Linked DNA regions of Homo sapiens: region 2 is linked to region 1. The links are chromatin contacts, found by Hi-C or POLR2A ChIA-PET in ENCODE. All regions are on one chromosome and are shown on one strand. Each heading gives the region's core, a stretch centred on a gene start or an enhancer-like site at or near the end of the contact. The rest is flanking DNA. Distances are from core to core; before and after follow the strand shown.

What was found. Hi-C counts contacts between places; a loop is a spot of excess contacts on that map. ChIA-PET counts read pairs that join two places held with the same protein, here RNA polymerase II (POLR2A). Pooled maps may share reads with other maps.
Region 2: a map of naive thymus-derived CD4-positive, alpha-beta T cell shows a loop between it and region 1 (8-fold over the local background). The contact joins the promoter of AGBL5 here to the promoter of SLC35F6 in region 1. A Hi-C loop is called at or near these places in 1 of 168 maps with a recorded cell type or tissue (naive thymus-derived CD4-positive, alpha-beta T cell) and 9 of 50 pooled maps. POLR2A ChIA-PET finds 5 or more read pairs at or near these places in 3 of 52 experiments (AG04449, MCF 10A and activated T-cell).

The regions. Positions count from the first base shown.
Region 1 is chr2:26,760,723-26,767,580 of GRCh38, forward strand. SLC35F6 (solute carrier family 35 member F6) reads left to right here and starts at 3,562. Exons shown (of 6, transcript NM_017877.4): 1 at 3,562-3,704. The coding sequence starts at 3,628. RefSeq lists an enhancer at 3,219-3,418 and a silencer at 3,429-3,738.
Region 2 is chr2:27,047,330-27,054,187 of GRCh38, forward strand. It overlaps AGBL5 (AGBL carboxypeptidase 5), which reads left to right and starts at 4,339. Exons shown (of 15, transcript NM_021831.6): 1 at 4,339-4,464; 2 at 5,584-5,844; 3 at 6,073-6,244; 4 at 6,567-6,730. The coding sequence starts at 5,630. It overlaps TRY-GTA2-1 (tRNA-Tyr (anticodon GTA) 2-1), which reads left to right and starts at 3,453; the gene lies at 3,453-3,541. It overlaps TRA-AGC8-1 (tRNA-Ala (anticodon AGC) 8-1), which reads left to right and starts at 3,885; the gene lies at 3,885-3,957. AGBL5-AS1 (AGBL5 antisense RNA 1) reads right to left here and starts at 2,935. Exons shown (of 2, transcript NR_046730.1): 1 at 2,851-2,935; 2 at 2,354-2,675. RefSeq lists silencers at 2,720-2,929, 3,632-3,926, 4,330-4,769, 4,790-4,839 and enhancers at 3,090-3,379, 3,550-3,779, 4,094-4,593.

The DNA of each region.
Region 1 (6,858 bases), core at 2,312-4,811:
AGGACAGGGAGTGGGCTGATACAAAGTTGTTTGTCAGAAATTCTCATTGGTTTACAGAAATAACATTGATTAGTGATTGGCTGTACAGTGCTATAGGATGTAAGATATGGTGTCCAGTGCAGCATTGTTAGGTTATAGCTACCTGTGGCAATAGCAAGCAGTTTCAAGACATAAATACATAACTCAAAGTGGGAGTAGGACGTGATTGCTGTCTTATTTTAATGTCTCTCTGGGCCTGATAACTTACAGGACTCGCATTCCTCAGGTAAAAGTTCTTTTCTCACCACAGAAACAAGATCTGCAGCATAGGGGAAGTGTGTTGGCTCGGTCTGAAGTCGTTTTCCAAAGTGTCAGAGACATTTAAATCAGAGCAACTCCATCTTGAACAGGGGCTGGGTAAAACGAGGCTGAGACCTACTGGGCTGCATTCCCAGGAGGTTAGGCATTCTAAGTCACAGGTCGAGATAGGAAGTGGGCACAAGGTACAGGTCACAAAGACCTTGCTGATAAAACAGGATGCAGTAAAGAAGCCGGCCAAAACCCACCAAAACCAAGATGGCGACAAAAGTGACCTCTGGTTTTTCTCACTGCTTGTTATACACTATTTATAATGCATTAGCATGCTAAAAGACACTCGCACCAGCGCGCGACAGTTTACAGATGCCATGGTAGCAACTGGAAGTTAACCTACATGGTCTAAAAAGGGGAGGAACACTTAGTTCTGGCAATTGCCCACCCCTTTCCCAGAAAACTCATGAATAATCCACCCCTTGTTTGGCATATAATCCAGAAATATCCATAAAAATAACCAATCAGCAGCCCTCGGGGCTGCTCTGCCAATGGAGTAGCCATTCTTTATCCTTTACTTTCTTAATAAACTTGTTTTCACTTTATGGATTCCCCGCAAGGTGCCAGGTCCAAGAACCCTCTCTTGAGGTCTGGATCAGAACCCCTTTCTGGTAACAAAAGGATCTTGTCGCTGGCGTGACAGGGCATGGGTGCAGACTAGAGCACTGGGAAAGGCATATTAGGAGCAGTTTTTTCTTTTCTTTTTCTTTCTTTTTTTTTTTTTTTTTGAGATGGAGTTTTCGCGCTTGTTGCCCAGGCTGGAGTGCAATGGCTCGATCTTGGCTCACTGCAACTTCCATCTCCCAGGTTCAAGCGATTCTCCTGCCTCAGCCTCCGGAGTAGCTGAGATTACAAGCATGCACCCCCACACCTGGCTAATTTTTTGTATTTTAGTAGAGATGGGGTTTCACCATGTTGGTCAGGCTGATCTTGAATTCCGACCTCAGGTGATCCACCTGCCTCAGCCTCCCAAAGTGCTGGGATTACAGGTGCGAGCCACCGCGCCTGGCCTTTTTTTTTTCTTTTTTTAAGACAGGGTGTCACTTTGCCACCCAGGCCGGAGTATAGTGGCATGATCTCAGTTCATTGCAACCTCCACCTCCAGGGACTCAAGCGATCCTCCTACTTAGCCTCCTGAGTAGCTGGGATTATGGGTACTTGTCATGACACTCAGCTAATTTTTGCATTTTTAGTAGAGACTGAGTTTTGCCATGTTGCCCAGGCTTGTCTGGAAATCCTGAGCTCAAGCAATCAGCCCGCTTCAGCCTCCCAAAGTGCTAGGATTATAGGTGTGAACCACCACACCCAGCCAAGAGTAGGATTTTAAACACCAGAACCCCTTGAGGACTAAGCTCTGATTTTTTTTACCTTGCCCAAATTCCTACCTAAGAGGTCTGGAGAGTCATGCCCTACAAACCATAAATTCTCATCAGATGGGTTTTATTTAACCCTATATATCATGACTTACTTTCCAATCTGACTCTGGCATAATATTATGTGACTAAGAAGAAAGTCAAAAGATTTTACCCCAAAACATTTTTCTTTGCCATATCTTGAAATGGCCCTGCAAATCTGTCTTTTGTGGGGGAAAATTTGCATCTGTAAAGAATCTCTATTACCGGCCGGGCGTGGCGGATCACGCCTGTAATCCCAGCACTTTGGGAGGCCGAGGCAGGTGGATCAGGAGTTCAAGACCAGCCTGGCCAACATGGTGAGACCCCCCCCATCTCTACTAGAAATACAAAATTTAGCCAGGCGTGGTGGCAGGCACCTGTAGTCCCAGCTACTTGGGAGGCTGAGGCAGAGAACTGATTGAATCCGGGAGGTGGAGGTTGCAGTGAGCCGAGATCGCACCACTGCACTCCAGCCTGGGCGACAGAGCAAGACTCCGTCTCAAAAAAAAACAAAAATCTCTATTAACATAGATAGATATTTTTCCCGTTTCCTGCCCCACCCTCTCCCCTCCTCCCGGCTTTGAGTTGTCCTACCTTTCTGGACCAAACCAATGTATTTCTTAAATGTATTTGATTGATGTCTCGTGTCTTTCTAAAATGCTGCGCCCCGACCACTTTGGGCACATGTTCTCAGGACCTCCTGAGGGCTGTGTCACGGGCCATGGTCACAAATATTTGGCTCAGAATAAATCCCTTCAAATATTTTAGAGTGTGACTCTTCGTCAACACCCTCTTCAAACAAACCTAGGGATGGTCTTTCTGCCTGGATGCCTCAGCTGCGACCAGAAAGTCCACAAAGGAGCAGTGAAGCAGGGCTTGGTGCAGAGGCCATGCGGAAGGCACGGATTTTTGGAGACTGGAGAACCCAAGCGCAAATCCCTACCCCACTGCTCACCAGCAGGTTCTTAAGCAAATCACTCTGCTTCGCTGAATTTACTGTCCTCAGCTATAAAATGGTGTCCTCGGCAACTGGAGCTAGATGCCTTCGCCACTTTGCTGAAAGATATGAACTGTGCCCAAGGTGGGCGGTATCAGATAGGAGCCCCGAAGTGGAAACGTCCAGCGTGGGAATCTCCTCTCTACAGGGTCCCCAAGGAACTCCCGGCAGGCCCACTTCAGGGCTCCTTTCTGACACCGCCCAGCTCAACCTCTCAAAACGATTCACAAAATGCTGTAATAGCCACGATGCACCCTCACTGCACTGTCCCATCCGCCCCTTTTACAAATAGGAAGACCCAAAGATAAAAATAAGAAACCAAGGCCAGGCGCGGTGGTTCACGCCTGTAATCCCAATACTTTGGGATGCGGAGGAGGGCGGATCACCTGAGGTCGGGAGTTCGAGACCAGCCTGGCCAACATGGTGAAGCCCTGTCTCTACTAAAAATACAAAAAATTAGCCGGGCGTGGTGAAGGGCGCCTGTAATCCGAGCTACTCGGGAGGCTGAAGCAGGAGAATCGCTTGAACCCAGGAGGCGGATATTGCAGTGAGCCGAGATCATGCCATTGCACTCCAGCCTGGGCGACAGAGTGAGACTCCTTCTCAAAAAAATAGAAAAAAGAAACCCAAAAAGGCGGGGGAGAGTGAGGAAGAAAAGAAAAAAAAAACTGGAAGGCCTGGGCCGTGATTTGCCAGGGCCACGGCGTGGCCACCAAAGCGCTCCAGGACGACTCGGCAGAGCGCGGGCACCGTGGCTCAGGCGCGCTCCCCGGGGGCGGGGCGAGCAGGAGGGGTCACGTGACGCCCGGCCCGGAAGCGCTCGCGCAGGAGACCCCGGGTGACGGGGCCCGGCGCCGCTAACTGGAGCGAACCCCAGCGTCCGCCGACATGGCCTGGACCAAGTACCAGCTGTTCCTGGCCGGGCTCATGCTTGTTACCGGCTCCATCAACACGCTCTCGGCAAAGTGAGTCTGGGCCCTGCCGGGCGTGCGGGCCCTGGCGACCCCGGCGCTCGTTCTACGCCTTCCCCCTTCTTGGCCCTGCCCTCCTGGCTTCCCCTGCTTTCCCACTTGCTCCGGTCAGTTCGCGCGCGTTATGACCACCCAAGGGATGCGAGGCCCGGGGAAATGCGGAGCGGGGCTGCGCCCCGGACGGGGGGATCCGAGCCCCGGCTTTGATTTGCTGTACAGCCTCCGCTCCTGTTTCCACGTCTTTTAACAGGAGGGTTGGCCGATTCCTTTCCACGGCCCTTCCAGTGCTGGCGTCCAAGCCTGAGCACCTCCCTCCACGAGCTGGGAGAGACCCCTGGACTTGTGCACATGAGCCGCAGTAGTGGCTGTGCAGGCCGAGTGACCCAGTGAGCGTGGAGGCCTCAAGCGGCAGACAGGGAGGTGCCCCACGGCCCCTCAAGGATGAGGGGTTAGAGCTGTGCTTTGAAGCTTAGGTGGGATTTCGGAATGTGTCTGAGACTGTAAGTCAAGGAAAGTCTACGGAAAGGCCAGATCAAAGTCGATTGTAACCAGCATCAAATGCCCAGGTTAGATTTTCTCTCATAATCAGAAAAGTGCTTTTGAGCTGGGGAATGACATGTTGAAAGTGATATGATTGACTCAATGACATGAGGAGTGGTTTGGTGCAGGAAAAACCACTCCAAGGCTGCTGCATAGCAGATGAGGGGAACTAGGAGGTGGCAGTGAGAAGAGAAAGGAAGGGACAACTGGTGGCAGAGACCAGGTGTGAATGGCCACAGGCCTGACCCACATGAGCAAGAAACAAGGATCACTCCAGGGTTTCTGCCTGGGAGAAGAAAAGTGCCATTAACTCAGACAGAGAGGGCAAGTGGCCAGTTCAGCTCTGATGTATGGGGGTGAGAGGGGGGACAGTTCCCAGGAGGTTAGGGACTAAGGACCCAGGCAGTCATGAGACTGAGGGACAGGGCCTAGCCTCCCCTCTGTTGTGGGCAGGATGGCATTTCTTTGTCTCTCTCTGTCTCCATCTCAGGGCAGGGCCTTCCTGCCCCTCCTTTTCTTGTTGCCCAGGCTGGAGTGCAATGGCACGATCCCATGTATAAGGTACCTACGGTGTGTAAGGGAAGGGGACAGAAGTGACCAAGAGGCGATCTCTGCCTTTGAGATGCTTGGAATCTGAGGTGGAGGAGACAGACGTGTACGCACACGACAGTCACAGTGTTCTCCCTTCCCCAAACGGTGGGCACAGTCAGTGGAGTCCTGGGTGGGCCCCACCTGTTCCTCTGGTTCACCTCTGGCCAACTGTGCCTTGTGGAGAACTACTAGCTTCCCAGGCCCTGCATCCTCCTGAGGATCACTCCTCATGCTGAATCCTTAGCTGTTCAGAGGCCCCAGCCTGAGGGCTCCCATCTCAGGATCTGAACACAGCAAAGCAAGTCTTCTGTTCTGTCATGCCAGCCAGGGCCTCTGTCAAGTGCTTAGAGAGCGGTTGTAAGTCCACCAGGGCTGCTGCCCACAAGGAGAATCCAGATTGCCAGTTACTGCTGGGGTAAACTGTGCTGATTCACCTCCTTCCTTAGAAAACTCCAAACCAGTCAGGTAGGAAGCTTAGAGATCCTCAATCCCAGAAGGCGTCGCCTTTAAAGGCTGCCTGAGAGTCAGGAAAGAGGCTCCCAGGTGACAGACCCAACTTTTGGTCCTGTCCCCTGCCTGACAGCTGGTGTGGGGCCTCTCAGGATCCTCCCACCCCAAGATGGGCCCCCAAATTGGACCCTAAACAGTGTTCTAAGGTCAAACCACAAGAAGGGATACTCTTAGGGAGAAAGAACATGTGGGAGCAGCTGCATGCACCCCGATGTGAAGTATGGATTTGAAATCACATTTCTGGCCCGGCGCGGTGGCTTACGCCTGTCATCCCAGCACTTTGGGAGGCAGAAGCGGCTGGATCACTTGAGGTCAGGAGTTTGAAACCAGCCTGACCAATATGGTGAAACTGCATCTCTACTAAAAATACAAAAATTAGCTGGGCGTGGTAGTGCGCACCTGTAGTCCCAGCTACTTGGGAGGCTGAGACAGGAGAATTGCTTGAACCCGGGAGGCGGAGGTTGCAATGAGCCAAGATTGCACCACTGCCCTCCAACCTGGGTGACAGAGTGAGACTCGGTCTCAAAAAAAAAAATAAAAGGAAATCACATTTTTGACCCACGATTTCCAGCAGGCACAGACAGACAAGCATGTGCTGACAACTAGCAGAAGCATCTCATGCACAAAGAGCACCTCGCATGCCCCAGGCCCTGCTCTGCCCTTTCATGTGTGAACTCAGGGAATTCTCATAACCACCCTATCAGGCAAAGACAGGGGCTGATATTCCTGTATAAGGAAACTGAGGTAGGAAATGATTAAATTCCTTGCCCAAGTTCAACTTAGCTACTAAGTGGCAGAGTTTATAGTTGAGCCAGCATGGTCTGGCTCTAGCATCCATGCTCTTAACCACCACTGGAGGGTGTGGCTGGGGACTTCTCCAGTCATTTTGGGGTCATTTAGAGTTGTTAAAAGCATAGAAATCATCCAGTCTAATCCCCACAATTTACAAAGGAGGCCTCAGGAGAAGTTTCTTTCTGTGATTCAACTGTTTGGTGTCTGAATGAAGGCTGGAACCCAGGCCTCAGGACTTTAAGTCCTGTTCTTTTATGACTGTGATACCCCAGAGTCCCTCCTTCCTGGGAGTTTCCTCTCACAGCTCCCCAGGCCAGGACAGAGAAGCCTGTGCTTGTGGAAGTTGTAAACCTGTAAGTGGCATCTGCGCTCCCAGCCTTTGATGTGCCTCTCTCCAGGACTGGGCTGCCAGCCTCTCAGCCAGCCCAGAGACACTGCTGACAGGGTCCTCCCGCTGGAGTCCAGGCCACTCAAGGTTCAGACTGACAGCCTGTGGTTGTCTCTGGCAGTTTCTTGGCCTGTGACAAGAGTGATGTTTCCCTTCCCAGGTTCTTGGGAGGATGAAAGGCAGTGGATGAGGAAGCACATCTGAGCACGTGCTGCCTGCTGTGCTGGGGCGGCAGGTCAGCTTTCCTCTCTGCGGCCCCATCCCTGGGTCCTGGCAGGGGGCCCCTCCCTGTGAAGTGGCTTCTTCTTTCCCTGGCTGTTTTCTCAA
Region 2 (6,858 bases), core at 3,089-5,588, 290 kb after region 1:
TGAGCTTAAGCCATCTTCCCACCTCAGCCACCCAAAGTGCTGGGATTACAGGCATGTACCACCACGCCCAGAAGTTACATTTTTAATTTTCTTTCAGACTGTTCATTATTGGTGTAAAGAAGCTCAATTTGTTTTTTTGCATGTTGATCTTGTTCTCTGCAACTTTGCTGAATTTTCTCTAATAGTTTTTTTTTCTTCTAATAGTTTTTTGGTAGATTCTTTGGTATTTTCTATATATAAGACAATATAGTCTGCAAATAGGGATAGTTTTATTTCTTCTTTTCTAGGTTGGATGCTTTTTATTTCTTTTTCTTGTTTAGTTGTTCTGGCCAGAAATTCTAGTACAATGTTGAGTAGCAACAGTGAAAGTAGGCATCTTTGTCTTGTTCCTGACCTTAGTGGTTGTTCCTGACCTTCACCGTTGAGTTTTATGTTAGCTGTGGGTTTTTCATAAATGTTCTTTATCATGCTGAGGAAGTTCGTTTCTATTTCTAGTTTTCTGAGTTTCTACTTTTCATGAAAGGGTGATGAATTCTGTCACCCTTTCCTGTATCAATTGAGATAATGTAGTTTTTTTCCTTCATTTTATTAATGTGGTATATTACATTGATTTATTTTTCTTTTTTTCTTTTTTTGAGATGGAGTCTTCCTCTGTCTCCCAAGCTGGAGTGCAGTGGCCGGCTCACTGCAGCCCCTGCCTCCTGGGTTCAAGTGATTCTCCTGCCTCAGCCTCCCGAGTAGCTGGGATTACAGGCGTGCACCACCATGCCCAGCTAATTTTTGTATTTTTAGTAGAGATGAGGTTTCACTGTGTTGGCCAGGCTGGTCTCAAACTCCTGGCCTCAGGTGATCCGCCCACCTGGGCCTCCCAAAGTGCTGGGATTACAGGCGTAAGCCACCAGGCCCGGCCTACATTTATTTATTTTTCTTATGTTGAACACCCTTACATTCCTTCAATAAGTCTAACTTGGTCATGGTTTTCTCCTTTTAATATGCTATTGGATTCAGTTTGCTCGTATTTTGTTGAGGATTTTTGCATCAATATTCATAAGGGATGTTGATCTGTAGTCTTCTTGTGGTCTTTTGGTCTGGCTGTGCCATCAGAATGATGCTGGCCTCATATAATCAATTAAAAAGTGTTCCCTTCTTTTCTATTCTTTCGAACAGTTTGAAAGGATTGGTGTTACCTTCATTTAGTGATCTGAGAGAAAAAAAAGGACTGGTGTTAATTCTTTAAATGTTTGGTAGCATTCACATGGAAGTCTTCTGATCCTGGACTTCTTTCTGTTGAGAGGTTTTTGTTTGTTTGTTCGTTTGTTGAGACGGAGTCTCGCTCTGTCGCCCACGGTGGAGTGCAGTGGCACGATCTCGGCTCACTGCAACCTCCGCCTCCTGGGTTCAAGGGATTCTCCTGCCTCAGCCTCCCAAGTAGCTAGGATTACAGGCATGCGCCACCACGTCCGGCTAATTTTTTATTTTTAGTAGAGAAGGGGTTTCCATGTTGTCCAGGCTGGTGTCGAACTCCTGAACTCAGGTGATTCACCCGCCTCGGCTTCCCGAAATGCTGGGATTACAGGCGTGAGCCACCGCGTGTGGCCTTTTCTTTGAGACAGAGTCTCTCTCTGTCTCCCAGGCTGTTGTGCAGTGGCGCACTCTAGGCTCACTGCAATCCGCCTCCCAAGTTCAAGCGATTCTCCTGCCTCAGGCTCCCGAGTTGCTGGGGATTACCGGAGTGGTAGGAGCTCACTACCACTCCCGGCTGCTTTTTTTTTTTTTTTTTTTTTTGAGACGGAGTTTCGCTCTTGTTGCCTAGGCTGGAGTGGCGCGATCTCGGTTTACTGCAACCTCCGCCTCTCGAGTTCAAGCGATTCTCCCACCTCAGCCTCCGGAGTAGCTGGGATTACAGGCGCGCGCCACCATCCTCTGCTAATTATTTTTGTATGTTAGTAGAGACAGGTTTCACCATGTTGGCCAGGCTGGTCTGCAACTCTTGAACTCCGGGGATCCGCCCACCTCGGCCTTCCAAAGTGCTGGGATTACAGGTGTGAGCCACCACGCCTGGCCATGAATGTGATTTTTTGATATTGAATAATAAAAGCTATGCAGATCTTCTATATTCTTCTATCTAAATGTTGACACAACTTTATATCTAGAAACTTCGGATTTAAAGCTCAGCCCGAGAGAACCCATCAAATGTTGGAGCTGCAAGGGGCTAGAAAGCATCACCAGACCTGGATTCGCGGGCGATGTTGGCTCAAGGTAGCACAGGACGTTGGCCCAGAGCTGGAAATTGAGGCCAGGTCTTCCGGCACACCCACCCCACAGGACGACCAAGCAGGGCTTCACAGAGGAGTTGGGGGTTAGGTTTATTTCTGTTGTTAAAAACCCGGTGAACAAAAGGTTGTGGAAAAAACACATGCAAAAGACAGGCGAAGGTGTGAGCTGGATAGGGACAAAGATGGGGGAACCCGTGGGGTCACTCCTTGACCCCACCCGGGACACCTAGACATCCACAGTGTCGGGGGAGGGGCCCCAGACCAGGCAGAAGACCCTTCCCCGGCCCTGGGGAACCCAAGATTTCCGAGAGTAAGCGGACCTGTGCAAAGACCCACAAGGGAGGCCAGTGGCCTGTGCTGGGCACTGTACAGCCGCCCCGACCCCGACCTCACGTGGGCCTCGGAGGCTGCAGGGACCTACCCGGCCGCGCGCCGCCCACCATCCCAGGTCTACCGCAGGGGAATCCCCCAGGCTTGCGAGCGCTTCCGAGGGCAGGAAAGCCTGTACTGCAGCCCCGCCGCCCTCTCCTGGCGCGTAGCCCTCTCCCCGAGCCCTCGGGCCACGCCGCCAGGCCCGCGATCCCAGGGCGGCCCGGGGGGTTCGGCACAGCCCGATAATGCGCCGCGCCGAAGCCTGCAGCACCCCGCGGTCGCCGTCTCTCTTGCACTGGTCAGGACGAATAGAGCCTGACAAAACCTGAGTTAATTGGCCGAGCGAATGTCGTTCGCGTCAGGAGAGCACGTCCGGAGAAGCCAAGGGAAATGTGGAGCAGGAGCAGCCAAAGTGGCCCATCGGCTCTCGAGCAGGGTTTGCGCGTCGCGGTCGCAAAGCCCCTGTGAGTGCAGGTACCGCGGCACAAGCGCTGCCCCGGAGCTCCAGGAGGCGGCGGCGGGCTCGGCGTTCGCGGTCCAGGAGAAACCACCGCGGGGTGTTGGGAACATTTTGTTAAAAAGCCGGGAAGCTCAGGGCCGGTGTGGCCTCCGTTCTGGCCTGAGAACCCGGACTTTGGGCAGCTTCTTTTCCTTGCCTTTGGGTCTCCGGCTTTCTCAGCTCTGTGAGGTCCCATGGGTCTCCTGCCCTGGCAGGTTCCTTCAGCTGGAGAAAGCGGGGGTCATGGCTGGATGAGGTTGCGGTAAGCATTAGAGGGCTATCAGCAGCATCTTATCGCAGCGGAGCCTTCGATAGCTCAGTTGGTAGAGCGGAGGACTGTAGTGGATAGGGCGTGGCAATCCTTAGGTCGCTGGTTCGATTCCGGCTCGAAGGACTTCGTCTGTAATTTTTAACCTCAATTTAATTCAATTATCCCATAAGGGGAAAGGCTTGGAGGCCTCCTGTGACTTAGCATTCGTACTGCCGTCAGTCCATAGGGAACACCGTAGTATGTAGTATACGGTAACGCTCTTTCTGCGTTCAATGTACATGTGGTAACGTGTTTTAGAATGTTTTCTGCTTAAGCACACGATTATATGCTTGATTTTTAGAATCTTGCACATGGATGCCACTGTATTGTACTCTGCTAAATAAATGTCCTGAACTGTGGTTGATCCACTGGTCAGTGAACAGTGCAGTGAACCTGTAAGGCAAAGGGAAAGAACTAAGCAGCAGGCGGGGGATTAGCTCAAATGGTAGAGCGCTCGCTTAGCATGCGAGAGGTAGCGGGATCGATGCCCGCATCCTCCACTCAGCTTTTGCGTCCGTCACACTACAGAACACAAAACGGGAGGGATTCCCGGCGCAGTGGGCTACGTGTTTCATTTTAGAGACACAAGACTGTTAAGCGATAAGGAGTTTCACACGATGTCTTTTTATTTCGCAGTTGAGTCCCAGTTTCTGCCGCTTTATCTTTCCCGCCTCCCGGCAGGCAGGCCGTTAACCGTCTTCCGGAAGACGCTGCTAGAACCCTCCGGCCGCTCCTGCCCGCCATCGTCCCCGAACGACACTCGCTCAGGTACCCACTAACGTGCGAGGAACCCTGAGAGCTGACCAATGGTAGCGAGCTTTACTGGGCGGGTCGCCAGCTGCAGCCACGGCCAATAGGCGAGAGACTTCTTGTTTCCTGGCAGAGCGGGGTCCCGGCACCGCGGCGCTCGGGTGTTTTTGGGGGCCCGGGTGGAGGGCCCGGGTGCCGGGGCCCAAGGTGCGGCCTCGCTAGCGGGAGAGGGAGCGGGATCACCGGCCCGGAGAGAGGTGAGGGGCTCTGCGCGGACTACGGGCCCCGCCAGCCCCGGCCCCGCCAGCCCCGGCCCCGCCCCCTTCTCTCAGCCCCTTGAGCCCGAGCCCCTCGAAGGCCACCCCGCACCCCGCTCCCGACCTGGCTTACGCGGTCCCGACCCCGCCCAGCTCCGTGGCCTCACCTCTGACTCCTAGGCCCTCCCTGCCTAATCCCCTGCCGCGGGAGCCCGTCTCGACCCCTTCCATGCCTCCCAGTCCCACCCTGCCCAGGGCAAGCCCGCTCGGTGTGACGGTTCCCCGCGAGTCGAGGGTGGAGAAGCCAGCCTCCTTCCCCCGAGTGGGACTCTAGCAGCCCACCTCTTTTAGGGGTGCTGAGAACACCCATTACTCATCCACAGCTACTAGGGTAGCTTTCTCAGGGTGCAGTGCTTACGGGGCGGAGGGGGATGGAAACAGACCCATGCCCTGGCTGGAAGGGAGCTCCAGTCGCTAGGTGAGCCCAGTAGCCTTTGGCTTGGCAGAGGCACCACTGTTATAGTTTTTCTCCATACTAGGCATAAGGTAGGAACAAAAAAGGAAGAACCAGCCCTTCCAGGGCTCAGGGGAGCAACACCAGAATGTCCGCTCAGTACTTGTGAGGACAGAGGCTGGAGAGAGGACTACCCATTTACACTCAGAACCTCGATTCCTCTCTCTGCTCTGTGCTGGAGAGTGCAGAGCCAGAGATCCAGAACGGCCCATCTCTAAAGGTGGCCATGTATGGTGGTGAGTGTATCTTGGCTAGGTTTGGAAAATCTGACCTCTCTGATTATATTCTCTAATCTTTGGGCTGCAAAGCAGCTGAGAGTTTAGTGTTTTTCAACATAGTTAAGCCACTGAGTTTTATTTGGGAACAGCCAAGCTAAAGTAAAATGGGGTCCCTTTAGGTCATTTACAACCCTTAGTGTTGGGGTACAGAATGCTGCTTTCTCTTGGCCTTTGCTGGAAGACCACTTCTATGTTTTCTAAGAGGGAGACAGCCTTTTGTTTCATAGGGCACTCCCTAAGAATAGCTCTTATTTATCAAGAGATACCCAGAAAACTCTTCGATTTGTCTTCCCTTTCCTCCTTAACCTAACCCTTGTTTTCCCCCAGCTCTCAGGGCCAGAGCGGGGCAGGAGGATGCTTTCCCAGCCCCACCATGGAGCTGCGCTGTGGGGGATTGCTGTTCAGTTCTCGCTTTGATTCAGGGAATCTAGCCCACGTGGAGAAGGTGGAATCTTTGTCCAGTGATGGGGAAGGGGTAGGAGGTGGGGCGTCAGCCCTGACCAGTGGCATTGCCTCTTCCCCTGACTATGAATTCAACGTGTGGACCCGACCAGACTGTGCTGAAACGGAATTTGAGAATGGGAACAGGTATATGGAACGAAATGGAGGGTGGAAAAAGGCTCCAAACCCATGCTTCAGTTAGCCCTCTGACTTATCTGTTCATACCCAGCATACTCCCTGTCCATTTCTGACCCATCGTCCCTCCTTTCTCCTTGCCAAATAGCCCTTTCCCAGTTTGGCTGGCTCCGGCTCTCCCACAGACCATATCTCCAACCCTTCCACACGTAATGACCTCTCTCTTACTCTGGTCCTCAGGTCATGGTTCTACTTCAGCGTCCGGGGAGGAATGCCAGGAAAACTCATCAAGATCAACATTATGAACATGAACAAGCAGAGCAAGCTGTATTCCCAGGGCATGGCCCCCTTTGTGCGCACACTGCCCACCCGGCCACGCTGGGAACGCATTCGAGACCGGCCCACCTTTGAGGTAAGTTCTCCATGAGGAGGAAAGAAAGACTTGGGTGCTAAAAGTAGAGAGGAAAGTAAAGCGTTTTTTTTTCCTTGATACAAGTATGAAGCAGGTGGGACAACAGGTTTAAGTATCAGCTTTTTCTCCAGTGTTAGCTAGAGTCCAAGATGAGCCCCTGCCTCAGGAAGCCTAGAAGGAGCCACTTTTCATATAGAAAGTGTCACAGGGAGGGAAGTTGGTAAAGGTGATAAGGGTGTGAGGTCAGTTCCTGGTGGTCCCAGTAGGAGCTCAGTTCTGACAATGGCATGTTGCCCCTCCCTCTTCCTCCTCTGCTCTTCAGATGACAGAGACGCAGTTTGTGTTATCCTTTGTTCATCGTTTCGTGGAGGGCCGTGGGGCCACCACCTTCTTCGCCTTCTGCTACCCCTTCTCCTACAGTGACTGCCAGGAACTGCTAAACCAGCTAGACCAGCGCTTTCCGGAGAACCACCCTACCCATAGCAGGTGCCAGCCCCATTCTTACTCCTGCCACACAGTCCTGGATCAGACAGCACCTCCACTACTTCTGGAATTTGCTCTTAGAGCTCTGAACCATACTTTCATCCGTCTTTTTTCTGTACAGAATGTACAGA